Linked DNA regions of Mus musculus: region 2 is linked to region 1. Evidence: chromatin loops called from intact Hi-C (ENCODE). Cell type or tissue: heart. All regions are shown on one strand.

Region 1 (2,500 bases):
TATTTCCAATCCTAAAGATAGGGCGGTGCCAGCATAAGGCGGGGCCCGGACAGCAGATATATAGGAGATGGAATTTTCTTCTGTGCCACTGGGTTCTTGTCATACTCCCTGTATCATACTGGCATTCTCCAAGGGCTGTGACCAAAAGGGCCCCTTGCCACTGCCCTGGAAGCTAAGGGCTGGAGCTCAGCAATGGACTGCAAGGTGACAACTGTCCCTTTGTGATTGTGGAACTAGCTTTCTTTTCATTTGTAAATGTCATGCTGGGAAGTCAAGGGAGCCCCCTTCTGGATACAAAAGTAGTCTTTAAGCCGTCCTGGGCAAGGCCTTTTGTCTTCAGGTTAAATGTCTTTCAGACAGCGTTATTAAGCAATACTCACTATTGTGGACCCTGGGAACTTGCTGATTTTGGAGAATGTAAACTAAGTTTCTGGAAATATGGTGAATTACGTGACTCTTGATTTTCTAAAAGATGCCCGAGCAGAAGGGAGTGAGAGAACGAATGAACAAATTAATATGAATGAGAATGGATGAATGAATGATTTTGTTTCTTCATCCCCAAATTTCCAGCTAGAACATTGTATTAGAACCTTGGTGGAAACAAGATGTAGGCTAGAAACAGTACTAACTTCTGCTAAGGGGTTGGAGCAAGGATTCTTCCCCCTTGAGAGGATCTTGGAGCTCCAAGCTGCTGTTGCACTCTCTTCCTGCCAGGGTGAGCCGCGAACCTCCATTGCCTGAGCGCTGGCTCAGGCGGCTCACTGCAGTCACAAGCCATCGCCACCTTACAGTAGTGTAAAATGAAACTTGCTTAAAGACTCTTTGATGAGAGAAGATCAAACAGCTCAGGGTCCCTGTCTTAATCAACCGTGAGCCAGGTGGCCTCGCAGAGAGCTGGATTTGGGGCTTCTGTGGACTTTGTGTTTAGCAAATTCATCAGCGTAATCCCGTTGAAGCCCTGGCCTGGGCGCAAATCTCTTCGCACTACACTGCTGCTGTGGGTCCACGGTGTCAGTTCTCGGGGCAAATAAATCAGGGTTAATTAGAAGTGGGGAGGGTAGAGGGGGAAAGGAGAGGCACAGGAAGATTTCTGCTCTGAGAGACGGTAAGTCCTCACCACTGCTAGTTCGGGAAGGAGCAATCCCGTTCCTCTGCTTCCCCCTGGTGGATCCTATCGGAAGTGATCTGGACCTAAAGTGAATTAAAAAAATAATTCTTTGGAAGATTTGTTTCATTTTGTTTTTAGAGACAGGGTTTCTCTGTGTAGCAGCCCTGGCTTTCCTGGAACTCACTGTTTAGACCAGGCTGGCCTCGAACTCACAGAGGTCCACCAGCTTCTGCCTCCAGAGTGATGGGATTAAGAGGGTATGCCACCACACCCGGGATAACTTCTCCAGCTCTCACACTGAAAACGTTTCAAAGCTAAATAGTCTCCAACTTTTAATATTCCATATAATATATAGTAAATCTTCGCATAATAGAATAAGATAGGATAGCGTCTAACCGCTGTCTAAAGACTAAGGAGTTGGGGTCTGGCACAGAGGCTCTCAGTGAAATGTTTATTCAGTTAGGTTTAATTTGCACACCAGCATTCCTCATTCCTGGATGAAAACTTAGGCTCTTCAGATGATAAGTACCACACTTAAGGAGAATCCTATGCTGCATGTATTTCAGGAAAGTTCATTCATCTATAACCATTTTTTATAAAACTTTTTAGAAAATGAAAATATGTCATTTGTTTCAATGAGAAAATGTTAATTTCAAATTTTCCACTTTTTTTAAAAAAAGAATATTATCTAGGAAGCTTATGAAAAATACAAGCAGGTAATAATTTTGTGCCCACTCATGTTTTCCTTTTTTAAAAAAATAAAAGCTGTTGGAACTTGTGTGATAAATCTTTTAAGCATGCAACTCAATATTTATAATCTACTAAATTTTAGATATAACAAGTGCCAACTATAGAAATCACACAGCATTGTTTTCATATTGGGCTTTAGATTATGTTTTCTAAGAATGGTTTTAAAGAAGTAAATTGACCTTCAACAAAAGAACTCGAGAGGTTTTGTTTTTGTTTTTGTTTTTTCTTCCTGTTGTTGCTTGGGACAAGGTTTTGCCATGTAACCCAGGCTTGTCTTGACATGGCAATCGTCCTACCTCAGGGTCTAAATGCTGGGGTGACAAGCCCGTGCCACCTGAGCTGGCTTCTCACTGATAATTTCATTAATCCCTGCCCACCTTTTTGGCTTGAACTCTGTGTTCCATCAGTACCTCCACAGACTGCTGTATCAAATGGCTCTAGTTATAAGAAAAGCCACTTTCACGTAAGCTGCAAGCCGGAGAAAAGAGTGAAAAGCAGTTTGCAAGGTTCAGGAGCTTGGTGGGTTCAGCTTAGCTGCAGATGTCCTTAGAAGGTACAGGAGCGGTAAGGAAAGCTGACTAGCCTTCTGTGAGAACTGGCTTCCTTTCTTTCCTCCTAACGATGTGAGAGGAAGACTGAGGC
Region 2 (2,500 bases), 1.2 Mb after region 1:
TGGGGTGGAGGTTGGATCAGCATATCACAGTAAGGCAAGTGTTTATAGAAAATTGAAAAGCTGTGCGTTGATTGCGAACAGTTTAAAGTCTGGATTTTTATTTAATCTACTCCAGTTGAATAGTATATATTGAGCATCCAAATATCATAGTCCCTAAGTGGCTACTGTAGCTGCTAAACTGGGGGCTCACCCTCCCAGTTCAGTTTGGGAACTGCAACTGTATTCATCTTTGTTTCTCCCTTATTTGTGCATCTATCATCTAGCCAGTGCTAACGGAATTATCATAGCCCTTTGAACCTGAGTGTTTAGTAAATACTACACTTTAAAAATACTCATTGTACACCACAGAGAGCATGTTTTATAAAATAAATCATTGTTTTTCATTTATTTGGTGTATGGGGGGGGGGCTTTTTCCCCTAAGTAACTACAAACAAGTTAACATATTTTAGTAGCTACAACTAGAATACCGAGTTTCTCTTAAAGGGAAGTCACTTTCCTTTAAAAGAAAAAAAAATAGTGTCTAATTTTTCTTACAAAATTAATGAGTATACTACCTGCTCTGACATAATACAAAAAGGGAAACAATCATAGGTTTTGGTTTGCAAAAATACCTAAAATATGTTTTCTTTTAGAATCCCTGTATCACCCAGTGCTAGATCTATTTGTCTGATTATACTCCATTAGAATTATTAAGCACAAGATCTGGGTTTCTTGGGGAAGCAGATACCTCTATTCAGACTGAGTTTTCTGTGGTGATAATGGTCACTTTTCTGTCACTCCTATGTGCGAAAACTTAATCAGCTACAATACTTTTTTTTTTTAGAAATACTCAAAAAATAATGTGTATTTAAAAATAATACATGCAAAAACGTTTATCATGTTTAAAAGCCTAAAGCACAGTTTCAACATGACTGATGAAAAAATAAAAACAGTTTCATAAAGACGCTTGACAAGTCTCCCCAAGTCTTATCCTATTTGCAACAAAGACAGTATTTAAATGTTTCTTCTGCTTATTAAAGGGATCATTTTAGCCAGGATGCCATATGTATGTTGGAACTCTAAATTTTCTTCCTAGATTAAATTTATTTTTGTGAGTCGATATAAACTTAAATAATGTTGCTGTCTGGTGGAAAAAAAATCTTGTTCATTAGCTTAAAACATATTTAATTTAGATCACAAGGGAAGAGGAATTGAGCTGACCAAGTGACCCAATGACCCAATGACCCAATGACCCCATATCTTAAAGGAAGAAGATGAAAGGCAAAAGTCAGGGCAGTTTGAGCTCAAGGCTCCTGGTGCTATGATGCTGGTTTCTCCACCATTCTGGTTCCAGCTTCAAAGCTGAAAACCTAGACATGGTGGGATTCCAGGGGTCCAACTGAGATATGTAGCATTGCCCTCTTGTTTCTTCTAAATCTGGAGCAGTGCTTCTCTTGGAGCAAATGTAGTAACGAAGCCTTCTTTTTATTATTATCCCCCTTAAATTAAAGGTGAAGGTCGCCATCTAGTGCCCTTAGAAAATTTTGCTCAAAAGCAGTCTTAATCACAATGAAGCTGATGTTATTTCTTTTAAGTGCCTATAGCAATGTCTTCATTCTCCATCGTCAAGAGAAACAGAAAGTGTGAAGAGAACATCATGTTAAAGAAAAAAAAAACTAAGTTTTCCTCTTTTAAGCACTGGATAATGATAACAAGAATGCAGAATATTTTTTAAATCAATCTTATTTTTTAATTTATGTCTGTGTGTAGGTATATGTGCATGTGTGTGGGTACCTGAGGATCCAAAACACAGATCCCTGGAGCTGGAGTTTACAGGTGGTTGTGAGCCACCAGGTAGAGGTGCTGGTAGAGGTGCTCGGGTCCTCTGGAAGAGTAGTAGGCACTCCACCTCCTGAGAGATGAGGCATCTCTCGAGCCCTCGATGTTTTTGATACATCCCAGCACAGAGCTCAGTCCTTCTGTGCTACTAGCTTTAATCCCCGTGATGATTCTGAAAGTTCTTACCCCATTCCATGTTAAGGCTGGATTTGCTGGCATTTACCCCGATTAGGGGGTTTTCCTTGCAGGCATTGTCTAGATTTGCTGCAGACCGCATGAATCCCAGTACAGCAAGCTTCTGAGTGAAATACATAGCAAGGTAGATGTACGCATATCTATGAACACAGGGAGACGCAAAGCTAAAATGTCCTCCTTTATGGGAACACACTAAGCTTAAAAATCACATATAAACCCAGAGAAGCTCCTAGGAGCCACTATTCTGGCCATCCGTTGTCTTATCGAACTTGTTTTCCTTATGACACTTTTTCATGTTTCATATACAATTCCAAATGTTTTTTATCTAAAAAAAGAATATTCACTGTGACACGTGGCTGTGTCCCCACCACCACCACCCGCTACCCCCAATCTCATCACCACCATTTTCTCTTTTGTATAGAATACTTTCTAAAGAAACTAAAGTGTGACAGGCATCAGGGGTCCTAAAGGGGTTCCTCTTTTTTAA

What was found. A loop is a pair of places that touch in the nucleus more often than their neighbours do. Peaks named below come from ENCODE experiments on the same cell type or tissue, not always from the same donor. Only the 100,000 strongest peaks of a DNase experiment are listed, where the experiment ranks them.
Region 2: it touches region 1 in a loop (2.2-fold over the local background); 3 of 42 quality-filtered maps call a loop at or near these places.

The regions. Positions count from the first base shown.
Region 1 is chr19:30,553,658-30,556,157 of GRCm38, forward strand. No RefSeq gene overlaps it. Among named protein-coding and RNA genes, the nearest start is that of Dkk1, 5.4 kb to the left of the region's middle. In heart, a CTCF peak has its summit at 1,166 (motif pointing left); no DNase peak of the experiment used is centred here; H3K4me3 peaks cover 573 bases; H3K27ac peaks cover 590 bases.
Region 2 is chr19:31,765,706-31,768,205 of GRCm38, forward strand. No RefSeq gene overlaps it. Among named protein-coding and RNA genes, the nearest start is that of A1cf, 100 kb to the right of the region's middle. In heart, a CTCF peak has its summit at 1,517 (motif pointing left); no DNase peak of the experiment used is centred here; H3K4me3 peaks cover 332 bases; H3K27ac peaks cover 113 bases.